3 separate regions of the Homo sapiens genome follow, and all the other regions are linked to region 2. Evidence: chromatin loops called from intact Hi-C (ENCODE). Cell type or tissue: endothelial cell of umbilical vein. All regions are shown on one strand.

The links. Hi-C counts contacts between places; a loop is a spot of excess contacts. Peaks named below come from ENCODE experiments on the same cell type or tissue, not always from the same donor. Only the 100,000 strongest peaks of a DNase experiment are listed, where the experiment ranks them.
Region 1: a loop joins it to region 2, with 3.0 times the contacts of the local background. A loop is called at or near these places in 9 of 110 quality-filtered maps.
Region 3: it touches region 2 in a loop (3-fold over the local background); 14 of 110 quality-filtered maps call a loop at or near these places.

The regions. Positions count from the first base shown.
Region 1 is chr3:69,285,055-69,293,054 of GRCh38, reverse strand. It overlaps FRMD4B (FERM domain containing 4B), which reads left to right. Exons shown (of 23, transcript NM_015123.3): 5 at 5,219-5,303. Among named protein-coding and RNA genes, the nearest start is that of FRMD4B, 97 kb to the left of the region's middle. RefSeq lists an enhancer at 3,901-4,891. In endothelial cell of umbilical vein, no CTCF peak of the experiment used is centred here; DNase peaks (open chromatin) are centred at 2,864, 3,854 and 4,034; H3K27ac peaks cover 2,610 bases.
Region 2 is chr3:69,157,902-69,165,901 of GRCh38, reverse strand. No RefSeq gene overlaps it. Among named protein-coding and RNA genes, the nearest start is that of LMOD3, 39 kb to the right of the region's middle. In endothelial cell of umbilical vein, a CTCF peak has its summit at 4,119; a DNase peak (open chromatin) is centred at 4,081; H3K27me3 peaks cover 78 bases.
Region 3 is chr3:69,239,737-69,247,736 of GRCh38, reverse strand. The region is part of intron 7 of FRMD4B (FERM domain containing 4B); the gene reads left to right. Among named protein-coding and RNA genes, the nearest start is that of LMOD3, 120 kb to the right of the region's middle. In endothelial cell of umbilical vein, no CTCF peak of the experiment used is centred here; DNase peaks (open chromatin) are centred at 4,626 and 6,956; H3K27ac peaks cover 4,627 bases.

The DNA.
Region 1 (8,000 bases), 130 kb before region 2:
CTAATGGGAGGAGCCCAAATAACAGTGACAAAACCTTCCTGAGCAAATTCTCTTCTCAAGAAATTACACTTGTGAAGCCGAGGTTTGTCTCCAAAATGTGTGCCTATTCAAAAAGCCTGGGTTCTTTCCGAAGCTGAAAAATTAACCATGGGCTTCAACTTAAGAAAACCTTAGTGAAATCGCTCACAGTAAGCATGCAAAAAGGAAACAGTATCCTTTTGCAAAAAAAAAAAAAAAAAGGCTGAAAAAAAGGTCTTTATGAATCTGGGATAGTCCATTTCATGTCATTAAGAAGCCCTAGATTTTGTTTTCAGTTCATGGTTTGTGTTGATAGGTGTGCCTGAAGAGCCATTTTCCCCAAAGCCCATATGTATTTTTCATACACTCCATAAATATGAAGCCATTACAATGGCCCCCTTGAGGGAGAGATGGAATTGTGGATTCAGAAAGCTGGTAATCTGATGCCTAGGCAGGAGGCACCAGGGCTGGTCGCCAGAAAGTAGTGGGAAATAAGATAGGGACCTGTTTACTGGGACTAGGATGTAGTCAGGGGCCTGGACTCCAAAAACAAGGTGAACCCAGTTTCTAATACAAAGGTATCTGTTCAAAGTTGGATGCGCTACAAATTGATTTGGTGCCAAGCTACCCAGCAACCTGTATGCGGTTTCTTCAGGGCTCAAAGACTAGCAGGAGGATTAGTTTGGCTAATATGCTATCCGCCTGAGTGCCCTTCCTACCTTTGTTACCTGGTGAACTCATGCATTCTTTAAGACTCAGCTCAACTGTCCCCTCTCCTGTGGTGCTTAGTTCTATGGATTTCAGTTTGGCAGCATTCTCCCCTTAATTCATAAGCTGAGTTAATTGCCTCAGGCTGGTGGGCCCCCACAGCATTCTGTACATGTTATATTTCATTTTGATTGTTATTGTAGGAAAGCATTATATCATATTGACTTGGAATATGAACTTAGAAGTCTAACAGACCTCAGTTTGAGTCATGGCTCCACTACTTGCTAGCTGTATGGCCTAAAGAAGAAGACTTGACATCTCTGTATCTAAGCTTTCTCATCTGTAAAATGGGCTCATAATTTGTTGCCTACTGCATCTGGTGGTACCAAAGATGGAAAAAAAAAAAAAAAAAAAAAAAGAGATTCCTGTAGAGCACTTTGTATTATCCCTAGCATGGAAGAAGCCCTCTATTAACTTGGGTTCTTTAGTTGCCAGCAACAGAACTACCTGTGGCTAACAAACAAAACGGAAGGAAAACTGAATTGACAAAGACTCAGAAAACACAGGGATGAGGGCTTCTGCAGGGATCTAGGGAGCAGAAACCAAGGGACAATTTCATCAGAGTGCTGTTAGCAGAATAAATAGGCTCCAACCATCTTTGATCTTTAGGTCATTCTAATCAAGTTTATTCTCCAGGGTGAGAAGCTGACTGGCCTAGCTTGGGTCACCTACCCACACCATGATGAAGGAGTTTTAGTAGAGCAGAAAAAATGTGTCCCAGTGTCCCCCAAGCAGGTCTCACCCATCTGGTCAGCATCACTCATTTATATCCAGCCAGTGATCCTTACGACTTTTGCATATGTGACTGTTGCCATAGGCCAGTGCAGCTTTACTTATTAAATGTCACAATCACAGAACTCTTTTTTTTATAAGTTTTGGAGGCAATGGGAAAATACAAGTGAAGACTAAATTTTAAATAATATTAAGAAATTCTTATGAGCTTTGTTGTGTGTGAAAATTCATTGACCCCGTGTTTTTAATACAGTCCCTGTTAGAGAAGTCTATTGAAGTAATTAAAAGTGAAGGAAAAAAATAATCTTAGAAATTTCAAGTAGAAGGCAGATGTTGAGTTCTACTAATCTGACCTAGGATTTTTTTAGGGCAGGGAGATCTCTTCCTCTGGAAAGGGCTTCCCCTTCTGAGACTACTCTAACTTTTAAAAAGGTGTTTCATAGGTTAATCAAAATCCTTCAACGTAAGTCTTTTGCCATGGTTTTGCTTATTGAAGCAATAGAGAACACACGTACTTCTATATATGTTAACATTTTGGTGAAAACGTCACACTTGTCTTATTTTTCTGCTATTTTTTACATGGTTGAGACGCCCACAATTACTAAGGGTTCAGCTTCCTGCTGAGTGCTAGTTGAGTGAACTGGGAGCGGCAGCCCAGGAGGAGATGTTGGTTAAGAGCACTGTCCACAGAGTCAAAGTCATTGTCCCAGACCAAGACCTAGCCCCACCAGGTAGGCAGATCTCTAAAACTCAGAGTCTGCGTCTGTGAAATCAGGGTCATCATAGGTCCCTCCCCAAGGCAGTTGTGATAATTAAATGAGAGAACAATCGGGAAGCACTTAGCACATTGCAGGCACCTCAGTAAGAGCTCAGGGAAATGTTAGCTGGGATCCTGCTGCCGCCCTTAATTAGGCTGCCCACTGGAAGCCTGCTCATATTATCTTCATTGATAGGGATACAAATGCATGGGAAAGCCAAGAAAGCAGGAAACAGCCACCACCAAGTAGCTGAACTGGAAGGTTCTTGGAAATGCACAGAAACTTGTATAACATGGGTCATCTCAGCCCTGTAGCAGCAGCCAACCTCTGGTCTGCCTCACTTTGGTGTCTGCCATCACAAGTGACTCGGCTACCCTGCTTCAGTCCATCAACTCCTGCTGTGGACTCTTGTCCCTCTCTACTTCATGGCTTCTGCTGCCTCGTAATTTCTGCTTAGTGCCTTTCTCTGCCTCCACTGAATCCCTCCTCACCCGCCCCTCAAGTCTCTAAGAGACCATGTGCAATTGGTTGACTCATTCATCATGCAGTATAAAAAGCATCTGTTGAGTGGCACTTGCTCCTTTCCAGGCCACCTCACCGCCTGACATCTTGGCTGCCTTTGAGTCAGGTGACTCGCCTAGTCCACGCAGCAGGGCTCAGGGTAGAAGACACTAGACTGATGGGAGAGGAGAATACTGTCTACCCAAAAGGAAAAGCTGAGACAAAATTAATATAAAAAGCTTATTTGGGACAAGGTTGAGGACTGCAGCCTAGGACACACTTCCAAGTTGCCTTAGGAAGTGCTCTGGAGAAGTAAGGAGAGGTCCAAGTGTTTAAAGAAAAAAAGGACAAATCAAGAAAGGGGACAGTTACAAAAGTTGTTCGTCAGGAATTAATTCTCCTTGGTTTACAGAAATAACATTGATCAGTGATTGGCTATACGTTGTTTTTTGGGTTTTTTTTGTTTTGTTTTATTTTTGAGACAGAGTCTCCCTCTGTTGCCCAGGCTGCAGTTGTAGTGGCATAATCTTGGCTCACTGCAGCCTCCACCTTCCAGGCTCAAGTGATTCTCCTCCCCCAGCCTCCGGAGTAGCTGAGATTACAGGTGCCCGCCCGCCACCACGCCCAGCTAATTTTTGTATTTTTAGTAAGAGACAGTTTCACCATGGTGGCCAGGATGGTCTGGAACTCCTGACTTCAAGTGATCTGCCCGCCTCGGCCTCCCAAAGTGCTGGGATTACAGGCGTGAGCCACTGCGTCTGGCCTGGCTATCCATTGTTGAGCTACAGGTTGTGGGTTACAGTGTCCGGGGCAGTGGACACTAATGTGCCCAGTGCAGCTAGTTTTGGCAGTAGCAAGCAGTTTCCGGAGAAAAATACATAGCTCAAGGAGGGAAGTAAGACTTGATTGTTGTCTATTTTAATGCCTCTCTAGACCTGATAAATTGAAAGAACTGGAATTCCTCAGATAAAAGTTCTGTTCTTTCCTCAGAGATAAGTACAGTCACGACATTCAATTTAAAAAAGACACAAAGAAACTAAATAATTTGCCCAAGGCCATACAGCGAATAAATGGTGGACATGAAACACTACATCTTGATCTTTTGGATTCCAAAACCTATTTTTCCCCCAACTCCTCATTTCCTTCACCACCTTTGTACTTAACTTTCTCTTCTCATAAATCTGACACTCCTCCATCTTCATTAACCTCACTTACAAGTGAGATAAAAGCTTGTAAGTAAAAATACAAAGGATTTGTTCTCTTTCTGGAACTTCCGTTGATGACTCAACATTAAAGGGTGGAATGTTTCGAATGATTTTACCATCTCAGTGATAAAATCTTTCACAGCCCTTTCAGCTGCATTTATTTATCAAAGGTATCATCACTGTGGAAAGGGAGAAAAAGAGAAGCAAAGGCTCAAGCACTCAGGATTCCGCAGAGCTAAGGATAGGTTCACCTGGCCACTTCCTAGCCCTGGTTTACCTTCACTCTCACTGATCTGAGAGTAAATTCCCTTTCGGACTCAAAGCAGTGAGCTGTCTTGGGGCTTGATGGCTCTTCATGATTATTAATCAAGCAATGCTCCAGAACTTGAGGAAAACTTCGGGGCCCCAGCTTGCCCACTCGCACACCACAGAGTGCCAGCCTTTGCAAGCCGGCCTCATCAGTACAGGATTATGAAAACAGAGTTGTTAAAGACTCAGCCTCCTCCCCACCCGGGAGCTGTCAGAGCGCTCCTGAGAGGGGCCTGCCTGCAACCTGTGGTTTCACAGATTGAACAAGCAAAATCCTAGAAAGGGAGTGGGGCAGTGAGGCCCAGAATACCCTGATTTGCATGAGAAAAGACCAAGATTGATGGCTGCTGAGAGCCTGGCTTTGAGCCAAAGGAAAACCCAGGGCCTGGAAGGATGGGAAGGAAGAAAGGAGTGATTGAAAAGTGTGATGGAAACTCACCCAGTGAATGGGGGTCAGGTAGGCATGGGGCCCTCAGGCCCCTCCGTCTAAAAACCCCCGAGCCTCAAGCAGGCTTTGGGGTTCGGTTAGGTAGTGCTTGCTCAGCCGACTTCAGCTTTCAACTCCTAGTTCATCTGCGCTTTGTTTTGAAGCTGTCTGAGGTATTATGAACTCCCAGAACATGTTTCAAAGAATAAGCAACACAGATAAACGTTTGTTTTTGTTTGTTTTTGGTTGAATACCATTTGGGGTTTCTCTTTAACTCACCTTCCAAGACACAAAAACATCCTGAAAGAGATTTTAGGTATACATACACATACATCCATCACATAAATACGTGCGGTGCATATTTCTTTTAAAACGGAAAAGAAAGCACAACCTTCCTCAGGTTTCTCAAAATTCTTGCCCTGCTTTTGGGGAACACTGAATGAGGAATGCTGAGAGGTGAAAATAAATCTGAAGGAACAAACTCCTCTGCTGTTTTTCAGGTTTTACATTGAGAGCATATCGTTTTTAAAGGATAAAACCACCGTGGAGCTGTTTTTCCTGAATGCAAAGGCCTGTGTGCACAAGGTAGGTGCCCCGTTTGTCATGTTCACTGGATGCCTCCAGAGCGACTGGGATGACAGGAAGAAATGGTTTTGCCTCTCTTCTTGCATTCAAACTAAGAAAAAAAAAAAGGCCACAATCTTTTCCATGAATATGTCCTACCCCCCAACTACACACATACACAAATGGTATCTTTTCTCAAATTCTGAGTGGGAAAGACAACCATCTGCACGGGAATCCTGCATATGCACAATCACTACTACTTTAAATCCAGCAAATAATCGACACAGAGTGACCCAGAAAGACAGAAAGATGGATCAATCAGATCATAATCAAAACGTCTAGGCCAGAAATCTTTTTAAATAAGGTATGCCCTACACTTACAGTAATTCAAAACCAGCCTTATTATTTCGGTTCAATTTCTGCCTTCTGATCCCTGCACACATGTGCCACCTTAAATCTAGGCAAGGAAAGCTGCTCACAGCCACATATTTTCAAGCAGTATCTCAGTTATCTGTGGTAAGGGACAGGGTTTTTCTTTTATTGTTTTTTATTTCTATCTAATGAATCAAGGACAGATCACTTTTATAAAATTCAATAAACATGCATTGCTAGAAAAATAATCCCATGCTGGGATGTTACAGCCATGTCAAATTGCTATAAACGTTTTTACGGCCGAGCATGGCAGCTCATGCTTGTAATCCCAGCACTTTTGGAGGCCAAGACAGGTGGATCACGAGGTCAGTAGTTCGAGACCAGCCTGGCCAACACAGTGAAACCCCATCTCTACTAAAAATACAAAAATTAGCTAGGCGTGGTGGTGTGCCCCTGTAATCCCAGCTACTCGGGAGGCTGAGGCAGGAGAATCACTTGGACCCTGGAGGCAGAGGTTGCAGTGAGCCTAGATTGTGCCACTGCACTCCAGCCTGGGCGACAGAGTTAGACTTTGTCTCAAAAACAAGAATAAAACAAAAAAAGTTTTTAAACACTCTCAGTTTTTTGTTTTTTCTCTTTGCAGACTAGCATAGCTTTAAAAGCCTTCACTGTGGTCTTCTCAAGCAACTTCCTGAGGAAGGGAAGGGAAGCCATGGGCCAAGAGATGCCCAGTGGAGCCTGGCTCCTCCCTTGTACGTTCTGATCTCAATGCCTGGGAATCTCAGAATTCCCTATCCAGACTGTATACCTGTTTCCAGGCCTTCTTTTAGGGTTATTGAGCATGTTATGTGTTCATTTTACCTCTTTTGTTGGATTATTAGCTATAACTCTTTGTTGTTTCCATGGTTACTTTAGGGTTTATAGTATACACATTTTTAACTTATCAAGTCTACCTTCAAGATGATATTATACCACTTCACATGTAGCATAAGAATCTTACAGTAGTATACTTCCATTTCTCTCCTCTCAGCCTTTATGCGATTGATGTCATACAATTTACTTTTAGATAAGTTACAGATGCACATGACATTATTATTTTTGTGTAAATATTCAATTAACTTTAAAGAGATTTAAACAGTACCAAAAGTCTTACATATTTACCCATGGAGTTAGCATTTCTGTTGCTCTTCATTCACTTGTGTAGGTTAATATTTCTGTCTGTTATGATTCTTTCTGCCTGGAGGACTTCCTTTAGCATTTCTTATAGTGTGGGCATACTAGTGGTGAATTCCTTCAGCTTGTACCTGAAGACATCTTTATTTGCCTTTGGTTTTAGAAGATAATTCACATGATATAGGATTCTTGTTGGCAGTTTTTCTCTCTCCGTACTTTAGAAATACTGATTCACTATCTTCTTGCTTGCATTGTTTCTGATGAGAAGTCTGCTGTCATCTTTATCTTTGTGTTTCTGTATGGAATATCTTTTTCTTTAGCTGCTTTTAAATTTTTCTCTTTTTTCTTTTTTCTGCTTTGAGCAATTATTTTTTTTTTCTTTTTGAGATGGAGTCTCGCTTTGTTGCCCAGGGTGAAGTGCAGTGGTGCCATCTCAGATCACCGCAACTTCTGCCTGCCAGGTTCAAGCAATTCGCCTGCCTCAGCCTCCCGAGTAGCTGGGACTATAGGTGTGCACCACCGCACCCGGCTAATTTTTGTATTTTTTGTAGCAATGGGGTTTCGCCATATTGGCCAGGCTGGTCTCAAACTCCTGACCTCAGGTGATCCACCTGCCTCGAGCCTCCCAAAGTGCTGGGATTATAGGCATGAGCCACTGTGCCTGGCCTGCTTTGAGGATTTTTATTATGAGGTGCCTTGGTATAGCTTTCTTCATGTGTTTGTGTATGTGTGTGTGTCATTGGCATTTATTGAGCATCTTGGCTTATAGTTGTCATCAAATTCGGAAACATTTTAGCCGTTATTTCTTCAGGTTTTTTTTTTTTTTTTTTGGCCTCATGTATGCCTCATTTGCAAAGCCCAATTACACATACGCTTGGCCACTTGAACTTGTCACATAGTAATGCTTTGCATTTGTGGGGATTTGGGGGAATATGATATCTTGTATAGTTTCTCTTGCTTTGTCTTCAGTTTCCCTCATCTGTTTTTTGCAATCTAATCTGCCATTAATCCCATTTTGTATATTAGAGTTTTTGTTTTTGTTTTTTTGTTTTGTTTTATTTTTTGAGACAGAGTCTCACTCTTGTTGCCCAGGCTGGAGTGCGGTGGCACAGTCTTGGCTCACCACAACCTCCACCTCCTGGATTGAAGTGATTCTCCTGCCTCAGCCTCCCG
Region 2 (8,000 bases):
GGACACAATGGGCCCCTTTGGAAAGGTGATGCTTAAGCTTAGACTTGAGGATTGGTAAGAGAAGATACAATTAAGCAAAAAGAATAGAAGCTCTCTAGGGTTTAAGAGAATGACATATAACATTCGCCAAGGCTGTAAAGCCAGGAGAAGCTTGGCCAGTTTTAGAAACTAAAAGAATGTGAAGACAGATTATTATGCCAGGATTAAAGAAATCTATCAAGGTAAGAAGACAGAAAGCTGCCATTTTTTACTTCTCACCATAAACAGTGGGTTACAGGCATACATTACCCATCTAATTCTCCCTACAACTGTGCAAGAAAAATGGTCTTATCCCCAGATGAGGATATAAAAAGGGAGGTTCAGAAAGTTTAATATTCCTTTGGTTACATGGCCAAACAGTAAGTAAGTGGTAAAGCTAAAATTCAAACCTACGTCTGTTTGGCTCCACATCTCATGTTATTTGATTTGATTTGATTTGATTTGATTTGATTTGATTTGATTTGATTTGATTGAGACAGAGTCTTGCTCTGTTGCCCAGGCTGGAGTACAATGGCATGATCTCCGCTCAATGCAACCTCTGCCTCCTGGGTTCAAGCAATTCTCCTGCCTCAGCCTCCCTAGTAGCTGGGATTACAGGCACCCGCCACCACGCCCAGCTAATTTTTGTATTTTTAGTAGAGACGGGGTTTCACCATGTTGGCCAGGCTGGTCTCAAACTCCTGAGCTCGTGACCTGCCTACCTCAGCCTCCCAAAGTGCTGGGATTACAGGCATGAGCCACCACACCTGGCCATCATGTTCTTTATTAACCATGACATTATAAAAATGCAATTGCTCACCAGGTGCAGTGGCTCATGCCTGTAATTCCAGCACTTGGGGAGGCCAACATAGGAAAACTGCTTGAGCCCAGAAGTTTGAGCCCAGCCTGGGCAACATAGTGAGACCCCGTCTATACAAAAAAATAAAAAATGAGCCAGGTATGGTGGTGCACACCTGTAGTTTCAGCTATTTGGGAGGCTGAAGTGGGAGATCATTTGAGCCTAAGAGGTCAGGGATGCAGTAAGCCATGATCATGCCTCTGCACTCCAGCCTGAGTGACAGAGCAAATCCCCATCTCAAAAACAAAATAAAACCAAAAAAAGAAAACAGCAATTGCTCAACAACCACCTCTCTTAAATGGAAATCAATGAAAATGAAAAGGGAAGGGAAGAAGCAACTAAAGTAGGCCTGTGGAGGAAGAAAGAGGGAAGGTCAAAGGGAAGGTTGGAAATCAGACTAGCAGGGTGAAAATAACCAGGGGAAGAAAAGACAGCCTAGGGCAGCCTGCAGCTGGTGGATTTTCAAGCTGTGCAATTGCAACACTCCTGATCAGGGCATGGCTTGAAGATATTCCTGATGCAGGGCCCATTAACACTGACTGGGCTGGAATTACCTGTGCAGACAGGCTGGAGGAAAGGAGCAGTGGTGTTTGTTTAAGGAATGTACTTGGAAGACAGGAGATGTAGTTAACTAGATGAGCATCACAGCACCTGGCCTCTTCTTCCCAACACACACATAACTTCACCAGAGAAACCATTCTCTATGTGACCCTCCTCATTTTCAGAAGAAAATGGCTTCATAAGAAGATCAGGGCTGGGTACAGTGGCCCAAGCCTGTAATTCCAACACTCTGGGAGGCCAAGGCAGGAAGATCGCTTTAGGCCAGGAGTTTGAGACCAGCCTGGGCACTATAGCAAGATCCTGTCTCTACAAAACAATAAAAAGGAGTTGGGAGTGGTGGCATGCCCCTGTAGTCCAAAATACTCTGGAGGCTGAAATGGGAAGATCACCGGAGCCCAGGGATTCAAGGTTACAGTGAGCTATGATCACACCACTGCACGTCAGCCTCGGTGACAAAGTAAAACCCTGTCTCTAAAAAGAAAAAAGGAAAGATTAAGGATTGGAAAGCAATGATGAGAAATATATCATCAAGAATACTGACAGTCCAAGACTGGGAAGGGCATTTCCAGTAGCCCTTCAATTATGATGGAAGAAGCCTTTCAGGGATCTGATAGTGGGTGTCTAAGCAGACATCCCCATCTTTATAAAATAGTGGTTAAATGTGTAGGCTTTGAAGTCATGCAGACCTGGAGACAGACTGCTGTGCTTGGAATATTTCCTGGCCTTTCTACTGGCTGCTTATATGAACTATGGGAAGTTTCCTGACCTCCCTGGGCCTCAGTTTCCTCTCTAGTACATATCTCACAAGGATATTGTGTGGGCTGAACAAGATAATGCACCTAACCAGCTCAGCATAACATCAAGTCTCTAGAAGGTATTTCATGATATAAACTATTTCCTGAGGGAGAAAAGTCAGAAGATGTTGTTGAATATTAAGATGATGTTTGGAGGATTTGCACTGCCTTAGTTTAGCCACTGAAATGACAATACTAAACTAACTCATCATTGTTGAGGGCTGATTCACGTCTCAGGCACTGCTGTAGGTACTGGGAACACTTTTTTCTTATTTATTTATTTAGTTTTATTTTATTTTTATTTATTTATTTTTTGAGACAGAGGCTTGCTCTGTTGCCCAGGCTGGAGTGCAGTGGCACAATCTTGGCTCACTGCAACCTCTGCCTCCTGGGTTCAAGTGATACTTCCACTTCAGCTTCCCGAGTAGCTGGAATTACATACATGCACCACCATACCTGGCTAATTTTTGTATTTTTAGTAGTGACGGGGTCTCATCATGTTGGCCAGGCTTGTCTCGAACTCCTGACCTCAAGTGATCCTCCCACCTTGACCTCCCAAAGTGCTGTGATTACAGGTGTGAGCCACCATGCCCGGCCACTTTTTTCTTGTTTAATCCTCACAGCAAGTTTGCAATTATTAATTCCAAACAGAAGCTCAAGAAGGTTAAGTAGTTTGCCCAAGTTACATAGCTAGAAGGTACACAGGCCTGGATTCCAATTCACAAATGTATAAGACAGAAACTTTGTAAAGCATGAATTTGTTCCACTCTGGAGTCCACTGTGCAGGGAGGTTTCACACAGGTCTAACCTGAGGAATCAAACTGATTAAGGCATTTTCCTAACAGTTCAGCTACAGCTCTTCTGCTTAGTCAGGACTAGGACAAGCACTTGAGGCTTGTCCTAGGACAGCCCTGCTGCTGGCTCAAAGACAGGTCCCTACCTTTTCTATGTTCATATGAATGCAAACAAGCCAGCCAGTAGGACGGTCAGATTTAACAAATGCAAATACCGGAGGCCAATTAAATTTGAAAAATAGCTCTAACCACCAAATTTTTGTAACTTAATTTTTTAAAAAGCTGAATATAGGACATTTAAGGCATCCTGGAAAAAAAATCCATACAGGACACCAAGCAAAATCATTAAAACAGGACATGTCCTGTAGATTCAAGACACCCAGGAAACCTAGTTGCCAGGCCCCTGCTCAGGAGTAAGTAGCACAATAATAGATGTTTGAGAAACCCCACACCCTTGGAGATTGTAGGCTGAGCAAATGGGTGTCATATCCTTCCCATCCACAGAGAAGTTGGCCCTGCTTGATCCCAGAGCTTTCTTCAGACTGAAAACCTTCTAGGACAGGCCCAGTTTGGTCTGTAATCATGCACAGAATATATAGAAACTCCCCTGAAAGAGTTTAAGAAAACTCAAACTCTTGAGAAAACCTGAGAAACCTGAAAAACGCCTGAGAAAACCTTTTCTTTCTTCTTTTTATTTATTTAGAAATCTGTTACAATTTGGACTAAGTGGGCACAGTTTTAAAGGTTCTTAAAACAAACATTTGGGTTCCATCACATCTACATAACATTGGTCAAGAATCCATCCATCCATCAAATCTATTTGCAGCCAATCAAAATCTCAGTCCTTTAGGACTGTATTAAAATCCAGCGATCAACCTGTAGCCAAGGAGCTGAATATTCATAGAGAAAATCACATAAGCAAGCAGATTTATTTTATTTTAGAGTCATGATCACCATCTCACACGGACACTCAACGCTGCTATATTTCTCATAAATGTGCACTTCCATGTCACACAACTATTTGAGAAACCCTTTTCTAAAAGTAGTTTTTCTCTGGCCTAGAATTCTGGAGCTTGGTCAATGAGGACACCTAGAGGCCTATCTGGGTTAATGCAGGCAGGAGTTGCTGAGTCTGAATTCATACTTTAATTCAACACGAGGTGTACAAACAAGTTTCAGCAGCCCTGCAGAAAAAAGCAAACAAAACTTAATTTCTAATGCCCATCAACTCCATTTACTAGCTATGTCTTCTAGGGGAAGTAGCTTAAATTTTTAAAAATGTCACTTTTTATAAAGTGGAAATAATCGTAACAATCTCCTAAAATTTTAAGGATTCAACAAAATGATGTACTTCAGGAGCTTAGCACAGTGCCTGGGACAAAGTGAGCCCTTATAAATGTTTGTTGTCCTTATTGTTTCTAATGGGATACTACAAGGAAATGGAATATAAGAGGGTTAATAACATTTAACATTGTTTCATTTAAATATTAATTAAATTAAATACAAACATTAAATATTAATATTTAACAGTCATTGAGTGCCAAGGCCAGGCTTAGGGTTAAATGAGTGAGGTACCTGCCGAAGTGCAAATTTTAAGAGCGCACCCGAAAACGTGGTTGACAAGATAAATAATATTTCAATGCAGTCTTTTGAAAAAATCCAACTTCACGCAATTTTTTCCCATGATTAAAAAAATGTCACCCCAGCACAGTAGCTCACACCTGTAATCCCAGCACTATGGGAGGCTGAGGTGAGTGAATTGCTTGAGTGTAGGAGTTTGAGATCGGCCTGGGCAACATGGTGAAACCCCGTCTCTACAAAAAAAAACACAAAATTTAGCTGGGTGTGGTGATGTGCGCGTATGATCCCAGCTACTCAGGATGCTGGGGGAGGATCACTTGAGCCTGGGAGGTTGAGGCTGTAGTCAGCCGAAATCGTGCCACTGCACCCCAGCCTGGGTGATAGAGCCAGATCTTGTCTCAAAAATAAATAAAATTGAAAAAAGTCAAAATTTTATATAAATACGAGTTCAGTATTACCGATTTTTCCTTTTGCGTCAGACTCCAATATGACTCAGAACTGCACTGCACTGAGTTAACACTTCATCTTAAATAACCAGAGGAGATATCTTTCTCCCATCTGTAAAATAGACGCCCATTTTACAGATGGGAGGGGGAAAGCAAGCCTGGAGGAACTGCTCAGACACACTGCCCAAGGTCACATGATCAAGTAGAGGGTCAGAAATCAAGCCCAAATCAGAATAATTCTAAAGCTCATTCTTTCCCCTTTCTCTCTCACACATACCTGTCCTTCACCATGTGACTTAGGCTACAGTTTTTCTATTCCAGGGTGTAATTTTACCAGTGCTGTAATTAGATTTGCCAGGTGAGCAGATAAAAATTTAAAATGCCCAGTTAATGTTAAGCTGTGCTGGCGATGACATTTTCCCTGAATTAAATGTTAGAAAGATATCGTCACACTGCATTCTCAATTCCTTTGTTGTAGAGCATTCTCTGAACTATCAACCACAAAATCATAGTTGGATCTGATTTTTGACCTGACATCAAATGCTGCCTTTGTGGTTAACAGACTATCTAAAGCTTAACTAAATTACTGAGGTGGGGCTATCAACAAGCCATATGTAACAGTGTTTTTCACCATGTTATATATAATAACACAGTGGTCAGTCTGCATAATGCAGAGATCTAACTGATGAAGATCAGCTTTCCTTCTGTAGTTTAAAAAGTTTAGGCATGGGCTGGGTGTGATGGCTCACACCTGTAATCCCAGCACTATGGGAGGCCGAGGTGGGCGGATCACCTGAGGTCAGGAGTTCGAGACCAGCCTGACCAACATGGGGAAACCCCATCTCTACTAAAAATACAAAATTAGCAGGACATGGTGGTACATGCGTGTAATCCCAGCTACTCGGGAGGCTGAGGCAGGAGAATTGCTTAAACCCAGGAGACGGAGTTTGCAGTGAGCGGGGATCGCACCATTGCACTCCAGCCTGGGCAACAAGAGTGAAACTCCATCTCAAAAAGACTAACGAACAAAAAAATTAGGCATGCTTTCCATGGTGCATCCTACCCTTGTAATAAGATCCAGCTTCGATATCAGGAAGCAGAAGATAGAATGAAGGTTTTCCTTGGAAAAAAGCATGGATTCAAATGCATCGCATTCTAGTAATGTTTATTGATAAAAGAGTAAAATGTTCAGGCATTTATGCTTACATTGCTTCTCCTTTTTCTTCAACCATTATACCAAAGTTACTTTTTTTTTTTTTTTTTTTTTTTCTGAGACAAAGTCTGGCTCTGTCACCCAGGCTGGAGTGGTGCAATGGCACGATCTCGGCTCACTGCAACCTCCACCTCCCGGGTTCAAGCAATTCTCCTGCCTCAGCCTCCGGAGTAGCTGGGATTACAGGCATCCGCCACCATGGCCGGCTAATTTTTGTATTTTTAGTAGAGACAGCGTTTCACCATTTTGGCCAGGCTGGGCTCAAACTGCTGACCTCAGGTGATCCACCCACCTCGGCCTCCCAAAGTGCTGGGATTACAGGCCTGAGCCACCCCACCCAGCCAAGGTTACTGTGTTTCAAGATAACTAGATGTAACAAATGAAACATATCTGAGTTACTTCAAAATAGATTGTTTGCTTTAATTCTTAGAAAAATAAAAAATAAAATTCCCAGTTAAATTTGACTTTGGGATGGTAGCTGGGACCACAGGCGCACATCACCAAATCATTGTTAGGATTCGTAATGTCCCATGCATGTCTTTATTTTATCTGACAGTCTATCCTCCCCTGCCTCATCACCCAGGTGACCAGACATTTTAATAAACAGAGCTCACGATTTCAAAATGTTATGGATCTGCTGGATCAGGCCTGCCATTTCTGTGCTGAGCACAGATCAGAAATAGTAAATGGCTCTAACAGAGTAACAAGGGCCAAAGAAATATTGAAAACTGGCTTGGTATCTATGTAGGCTTAAAAGCAAAGGGACGGTGTGAGCTTCATTTGGCTTTCCCAAATCCCCTTTCTGGCCTTTGCTGAGATGCTTTGGTATGAGAAATTACAAGCCTGACTTAGAATAAAATACAGAAAATTCTTTAGGTGCACTGTGTTGTTTGGCCTGCAAATGTTATTTGTTATTTTTTAGGATCTCCAGCTCCTGGCAACGTAAATTATTTTGTTGGCAGAACAATATTCTGAACCCCAATGATTTGCTTCCATTCACAGAGCAATGAAAATGATTGAGAATGTGTGAAATTCATTCTTTAAAAATACTAGTGATCATGCTGCCTAACTGAAGCTGAAACATTAGCAAGGTTCAACTCCTTGGAGTTCAGTGAATGGAATATATTGTCAACAATTGTTTCTTCTAATAATGTTGCTCCATGCAGATTAAGAGAGGGAAACATTTCAAGGCTAGCCTGAACTTTAGCTATTATTTAAGAAAAAAATTGAGAAATTAGTTCTTTTCGGGGGGGGACGAGGGGGTTGTTTGTTTTTTTGAGACAGAGTCTCACTCCGTTGCCCAAGCTGAGGTGCAGAGGTGTGATCTCGGCTCACTGCAACATCCGCTTCCCAGCTTCGAGCAATTCTCCGCCTCAGCCTCCTGAGTAGCTGGGATTACAGGCGTGCAACACCACGCCTGGCTAATTTTTGTATTTTTAGTAGAGATGGGGGTCTCACCATGTTGGTCAGCTGGTCTCAAACTCCCAGCCTCAAGTGATCCACACGTCTCAGCCTCCCAAAGTGCTGGGATTACAGGTGTGAGCCACCACATCTGGCCTCAACTTTTATTTTAGATGCAGGGAGTACATGTGCAAGCTTGTTACATGGGTATATTGTGTGATGCTGAGTTTTGGGGAAAAATTGATCCTGCCACCCAGGTAGTGAGCATAGTATCCAACAGTTATTCAACAGTTGCCCCCCCTTTCTCCCTCCCTCCTTCCATCCTCTAATAGT
Region 3 (8,000 bases), 82 kb before region 2:
GTGGAGCTTGCAGTGAGCCGAGATAGTGCCACTGCAGTCCGGCCTGGGCAAAAGAGCGAGACTCCGTCTCAAAAAAAAGAAAATTAGCTGGGCATGGTGGCAGGCACCTGTAATCCCAGCTACTCAGGAGGCTAAGGCAGGAGAATTGCTTGAACCTGGGAGGCGAAGGTTGCAGTGAGCCAAGATCGCGCCACTGCACTCCAGCCTGGGTGACGGAGTGAGACTCAGAAAAAAGCTGCTGTGTCTCTACTGTTGTCTTCTCCAGAAAAGCCACGTTTCCTGGGAATATCAGATATGCAAGGAACACAGTCATTTATGGGGGTGATTTTTAAAAAACAACCCTGGATAAGAAATCATACGGGAGGTGATTCTAAAGTCAATTTGTAAATGAGGGTTTCAGGGCCCAAAAGCTCACACTCAATGGATTGCTAACCCACCTTCCCCACTTAGCCCCAGTCAAGGCTGTGACTGACACCCTCTGAGCCTCAGTTTCCTCATCGGTAAAATGGTACCTTTCCCATAAAACTGTCATGAGAATCAAATGTATGTAAACGTTGCCCAGGGCAACATCTGGCTTATAGCAAGTAATCTACACCCTTGGGCTATTATTATTAATTTAGTTATTATTATCCTCATTATTACTATCATCCTATCTGGTCTCTTATCTACCTCTGATGAGACTTTTGAGACTAAGGTTGGTCTGAAGAAGCTGTAATAACCTATAGTTATGGGGGAGGTGGAGAATAGAAAAAGAAAGGGTAATTTCACAAACCTTCCTTAGGGAAGATCCCTTGCCTGAGGCAAAGGAAGGCCTAAAAGGGACAGTCCTTCAGTTGTTCAAACATTTGAGCCCTAGGACATCAAGGTTGGCGAGTTAATTCTGGGCAAGCCCAGTCCAGACCTTTGCCTTCACTCGAGCTTGTTCCTGGTGGTTTTCCTGAGTGATCACGAGGTTGAAGTGGCGCACACTGTTTTGAAATTGTCCAAACTACACTAAGTAGTGGAGAGAGCGTGGGACTGGAAATCACGCAGACTGGCAACATCCCTCTGAGTGGCCACTTATCCTGTCTGAGCCTCGGTTCCCTCATCTGTAAATTGGGGTTAATCAAAACAATGGCTTTGCAGGTTGGTTTTCAGGACATGTGGGAGCATTTTGCAAATTACCATGCTCTCCCTATCTGATCTTCTCCCCTGAATAGAGAGGATATGTTTTTCCTCCAAAGTTTTGTTCTAAAACTCCTCTTTGTTTTTCTTTTGTTTTATTTTGTTTTTGTTTATTTTTGAGATAGAGCATTGTTCTCTCACCCAGGCTGGTGTGCAGTGGCATGATCTTAGTTCACTATAACCTCCACCTCCTGGCTCAATCAGTTCTTTCATCTCAGCCTCCTGAGTGGCTGGGACTACAGGTACACACCATCACACCTGGCTAATTTTTGTATTTTTTGTAGAAACAGGGATTCACCATGTTACCCAGGCTGGTCTCAAATTCCTGGGCCCAGCTGATCTGCCTATGTTGGCCTCCCAAAGCGCCGAGATTACAGGTGCAAGCCATCGCACCCTGCCTTGTTACAAAACTCTTCTGAGAAAATCAGGCGCCGGGTGCCGAGCACAGTGGCTCACGCCTATAATCCCAGCACTTTGGGAGGCCGAGGCAGGTGGATCACCTGAGGTCGGGAATTCGAGACCAGCCTGGCCAACATGGAGAAACCCTGTTTCTACTAAAAATACAAAATTAGCTGGGCATGGTGGCACATGCCTGTAATCCCAGCTACTTGGGAGGCTGAGGAAGGAGAATCTCTTGAACCCAGGAGGCAGAGGTTGTGGTGAGCCGAGATCACACCATTGCACTCCAGCCTGGGCAACAAGAGTGAAACTGTCTCAAAAAAAAAAAAAAAAAAAAAACAAATTAGCCTGGCACGTTCGCAGACGCCTGTAGTCCCAGCTACTTGGAAGGCTGAAGCGAGATAATTGCTTGAACCCAGGAGGTGGAGGTTGCAGTGAGCCAAGGTGGTGCCACTGCACTCCATCCTGGATGACAGAGTGGGACTCTGTCACAAAAAAAAAAAAAAAAAGAAAAGAAAATCAGCCAAGGCCAGGTGCAATGGCTCACTTCTGTAATCCCAGCATTTTAGGAGGCCGAGATAGGCGGATCACTCGAGGCCAGGAGTTTGAGACTAGCCTGGCCAACATGGCAAAACCTTGTCTCTACTAAAAATACAAAAGTTATCTGTGCATGGCAGCACACATCTGTAATAACAGCTCCTGAGGAGGCTGAGACACAAGAATCGCTTGAACCTGGAGGTGGAGGTGGAGGTTTGCACTGAGCTAGAGATCGTTCCACTGCACTCCAGCCTGGGCAACAGAGCAAGACTCTGTCTAAAAACACACACACACACACACACACACACACACACACACAAAGAAAGTCAGGCAAAATAAAATACCATGAGGCAATGTTGTAGTGGTTAGAGCAAAGACTGTGGAACCAGACAGCCTGATTCAAATGCCAGCTTGGCTACTTATTACCTGTGTAATCTTGAACAAATTACTTAAAATCTCCAAGCCTCAGTTTCCTCATCTGTAAAATGGGACTTACAATTATAATACACACTCCATAGGATTGCTGTGAGGATTAAATGAATTAATATTGCATTTGTAAAGTATTTAAAACAGTTCCTGTAATCCATCTTATTTTACCAAATTGATGGACATGATGGACTCCCCTATTGTTACAAATATTACTTGTTTCCCATATAAATAATGGGAAAAAAGATGTTCATCATGGCCTTATTTATATTAGCTTTTTTTCCCCATAAAGCTAATATAAATAATGCTGTGATGAACATCTGTGTGTATTTATTTTTAGTCTTGCTCTGTTATCCAGACTGGAGTGCAGCTCATTGCAACCTCCACCTCCTGGGTTCAAGCAGTTCTCCTGCCTCAGCCTCCCAAGTAACTGGGATTACAGGCACATACAACCATGCCCGGCTAATTTTTGTATTTTTAGTAGAGACAAGTTTTCACCATGTTGTCCAGGCTGGTCTCAGACTCTTGACCTCAGTGATCCGCCCACGTCAGCCTCCCAAAATGCTGGGATTTTTGTTTAAACAGAGTCTCGCTCTGTCGCCCAGGCTGAAGTGCAATGGTGCCATCTTGGCTCACTGCAACCTCCACCTCCTGGGTTCAAGAGATTCTCCTGCTTCAACCTCCCAAGCAGCTGGGACTACAGGCATTGAGACTGTGTCTCAAAAAACATGATAAACAAACAAACATTGACCAAAATATGTCCCCAAATACCTTCCTAGGCAAAGTGGCTTTTTCAGTAAAAACAATGACTGACCACCTAATTCTTAAGGCTGCTCTGGTCCACTCCTTGTGAATATCCACCTCTTTCTTGAATTCAGCATTTCCGAAGCTGACCTCACCAACAGCCCAGCCTCCAAACCAGCTCCTCTTCCATTGTCTCCCTTTGAATTACAGCTCCATTCTCTCTTGCATGCTGTCTGAGGATTTCCCCTTTCCTTTCCCATCTTTTTCCCACCTGTCAGACAGATTTCCTTCTGCTGATCAGCACCGCAACTTTCTCAGCCCTCATTCCTTCCCACTCAGCCTGACTGTAAAAGTGTGTGTGTGTGAATTATGTGTTGAGCTAATAATTGGGTATTACAGTGTTATTTTATATATTATTTTTTGAGATGGAATCTCACTCTGTCGCCCAGGCTAGAGTGCAGTGGTGTGAGGTTGCTCACAGCAACCTCCGCCTCCCGGGTTCAAGCAATTCTCCTACCTCAGCCTCCCAAGTAGCTGGAATTACAGATGAGCACCACCATGCCCAGCTATTGTTTGTGTTTTTAGTAGAGACGGGGTTTCACCACGTTGGCCAGGCTGGTCTCGAACTCCTGGCCTCAGGTGATCTGCCCGTCTAGGCCTCCCAAAGTGCTGGGATTACAAGCGTGAGCCACCGTACCTGGCCTACAGCATTATTTTAAATGTACATGTCTGATTTCATTCAGTCTTACCACATTAGCTATTATCTCCATTGAACAAAGTAATAAATGTAAAATTTAAGCCCAAAGAGATTGTTACATTGCTGGTGAGTTCTCAGATCTGTTCTGATTCCACCACACACTACTGCCTGTGCGTAACTTCCAGCTACCTTCCTACGACATAGATTTGATCATTGTTTATTTCTAAAAATCTCTTAATTTCTCATTGCACACAGACACCTGCCCACCAACACCAGCACAACCTGGCATTCAAGGCCATATTTGGTTGGCATTACACATTTAGTCTCCCATTCTCTGCTGTGCATACTCCTTAGTATCTGCTCATGCCTCTCTTCATTTTTTCTCCGCATGGCCCATGCTATCTGCCTTCATGGCTTTGTTCAAACTCTTCTTCCTAGAATACCTTTAAAAACAGCAATCCTCCCTTTTTATTTTGTTTCCTGCCGTGTTCCCTTCAGAGTATTTTAAGTTAACATTATCATAACCAGTAGGAAACCCTGCTCTCTGAAAGTTAATTAAAATAGTGGAGTGGGGACTTCCATTTTCTTTAAATAGATGACAGTCTGAATTTCCAAGTCAGCCCTTAAACCGCAAAGATAACAGGCTACTTGGGTAACACAACACAGACAAACAGAGAATTCCTGAAAGCTGACACGGCAAGGAGGCAAGGCTTTATCACCCAGCTGCCAGCCACAAATGAGTTTGTAAAAGCAAAGCTTTTTTTTTTTTTTTTTTGAGACAGAGTTTCACTCTCGTTGCCCAGGCTGGAGTGCAGTAGTGCGATCTCGGCTCACTGCACCCTCTGCTATCCGGGTTCAAGCGATTCTCCTGCCTCAGCCTCCCGAGTAACTGGGATTACATGTGCCCACCACCACGCCCGGCTAATTTTTGTATTTTTTAGTAGAGACGGGGTTTCACCATGTTGGCCAGGCTGGTGTTGAACTCCTGACCTCATGATCCACCATCCTCGGCCTCCCAAAGTGCTGGGATTACAGATTACAGGTGAGCAACGAGCCCGGCCTTTTTTTTTTTTTCCTAAGATTTTGAGAGGTGAAAATTACCAAGTAACTATGTGATTAGGGTGCTTCTACTTGTAAGAAAAAGTGAGTGACTACATTTTGCAATTCAGTGCTGGGTCAGAATGAGAGTATATTAACACCCAGCTTCAAGTGGGAAGGGAATATTCACAAGTTACAGCTGTGCTACAAAAAAAAAAAAAAAAAAAAAAAAAAAAAAAAAAAAAAAAAAAAATGCAGCTATTTCCCATGGGAAAGGAATTTCTTTGGATGCCCTGGAGAGTAGTTAAGGAAGGGAGGATAAAAACACTTTCAAGAAATTTGCCCCTTAGTTATTACACCTCTGGAGCACTTAAAGCTCTAAAATCTAATTTCATTTCCAGAGTCTTTACCGTCAATGATAATAATAAAAATATCATCTCCCATGGGCAAGGCGCTATGCTGAGTACCCACTGGAATCAATGGGAAGGCTGTAGTGAAGAGAGGAGTTTTGGAATTTAACTGCCTGGGTTCAAATCCAGGCCCAGCCACTTGTTATGTACCTGTGGGTAGTTTGCCTAGCCTCTCTGGAACCATTTCTTTGTCTCAATAAACAATATTTGCCATCGTTACTATTATTAATATGTTTAATCCTCACAGCAACCCTTTGATGGCACTGTCATTGTCCCCATGTTATAGATAGGAAAACTGAGATTTGTAGCTGTTAAGTAGCTTACTATTTAGGTCACATAGCTAGAGAGTGGCAAATTAGGGCTCCAAACCACATGCATTTTACCACTGTTAGAGGTTTCCTTTTTTGTTTTTTGGGGGTTTTTTTGTTTTGTTTTGTTTTGTTTTGTTTTTTTGAGATGGATCCTCGCTGTGTTGCCCAGGCTGGAGTGCAGTGGTGCAATCGCAGCTCACTGCAAACTCCGCCTCCTGGGTTCAAGCAATTCTTCTTGAAATTAGCCACCATGCCTGGCTAATTTTTTAATTTTTAGTAGAGACGGGGTTTTACCTTGTTGGCCAGACTGGTCTCAAGCGCCTGAATCTCAGAAAATCTGTCAGCCTCGGCTTCCCAAGAGTGCTGGGATTACAGGTGTGAGCGACTGCACCCAACCAGTTTCTTTTTTTGTATCCCAACACAAATTTGTTAGAATCATTACCTTCCTGGCCAGCAGAATAAAGAAGGCTTACTTGACAGAAATGAAACGTTTTTGTCTTATTTCAGGTCGGGCCTTTGATGAATCAACAAAACACTTTTGTGAAAACTCTTGAGAAGTGATTTTCCTCTCTACAATACTTGGTTAAAAGTTAAACAAAGTTTCCCAAGTTCTCTTGGCTAAGTTTTCAATCTGCTCATGAGCGCTATGAATCTCCCAGAAGGGGACACATAAGCAGCATTTTCCACTCTTATTTCAGCCTCTTGCTGGACCACACACTCTACTCTATGAACCATAGAATCAGAGTAGGAGTCAGGCTTCTGCATTTCACAGCTTAAGTATTTTGCATTTCAAAACCCCTTGCATTTCACAGCTTAAAAAAACCTGATGCAACTAAATGAACACAAAAACCCTAAGTCCCACCTTAATACATCTTTAGACAGTTACTAACACCACATAGGATCAGTCCTATACAGGAAGTAACTCTCTTGACCCATTTGAGTTCTCAGTTTCTTTCTCCACTGGAGTGGACCAGGCCGTTACACCCATCATAGCTACTTGGTCCTGAAATGAAACTCAGCATACTTGGCCTCTTCAGGTAGCGGCTGGCTGAGACACAGGCATGCGTGGCATTCGGTAGGAATAGAAAGTAGCATGACATGAACTACTTCCACTTCTCAAAGTGCAAACCATCCAGAGTCTACAGGAGCTGTGAGACGACATTGTTGAGGGAGAATTCTACATTCCCCCGCTGATAAGCATTTCCAGGCCTTTTGGTTTGTTTCTGGAAACACACTAAGTGATAACATAACACATAACAATACAGTCTTCTTATCTGTGTTCAGATGGCTAATGCGGTTAATCCATTTTTTTGTGTGATCAGGAAAGACACATTGAATCACACATACAGGAAGAAGGATTAAAGAGTTGGGGCTTCAAGTTGACCATAAATAATTTTTCACTTGTCTAGTAGGAAGTTTCCCAGAAGAGAAACACATTTCTTTGACTTTCCATTCTTTTGTAGGAAAACATTATCTGCATTGATTGTTTTTCTTTTACGTGTTCTTTTTTTTTTTTTTTTTTTTTTTTGAGACAGAGTCTTGCTCTGTCGTCCAGGCTGGAGTGTGCAGTGGCGCTATCTTGGCTCACTGCAACCTCCGCCTCCCGGGTTCAAGCAATTCTCCTGCCTCAGCCTCCCAAGTAGCTGGGACTACAGGCACATGCCACCACGCCCGACTAATTTTTTGTATTTTTAGTAGAGATGGGTTTTCACCATGTTAGCCAGAATGGTCTCGATCTTCTGACCTTGGGTTCCACCCTCCTCGGCCTCCCAAAATTACAGGCATGAGCCATCATGCCTGGCCTATGTATCCTTTTTCTAACTCTAGATTTAAGAATAAATTTTTTTAAATTGTAGTAAAATATACATAAAATTTATCATCTCAACCATTTTTAAGAATAGAGTTTGGTAGTGTTAAGTAATGTTTATGTTGGGTGTGTGTGTGTGTGTGTGTGTTTGAGACAGAGTCTTGCTCTGTCGCCCAGGCTGGAGTGCAAGTGGCATGATTTCGGCTCACTGCAACCTCCGCCTCTTGGGTTCAAGCGATTCTCCTGCCTCAGCCTCCTGAATAGCTGGGATTACAGGCACGCACCACCACACCTGGCTAATTTTTTGTATTTTTAGTAGAGACAAGGTTTCACCATGTTGGCCAGGCTGGTCTCGAACTCTTGAGGCAATCCACCCGCCTCAGCTTCCCAAAGTACTGGGATTACAGGCGTGAGCCACCACGCCTGGACGTGTTTATGTTGTACGGCCAATCTCCAGAACTTTTTCA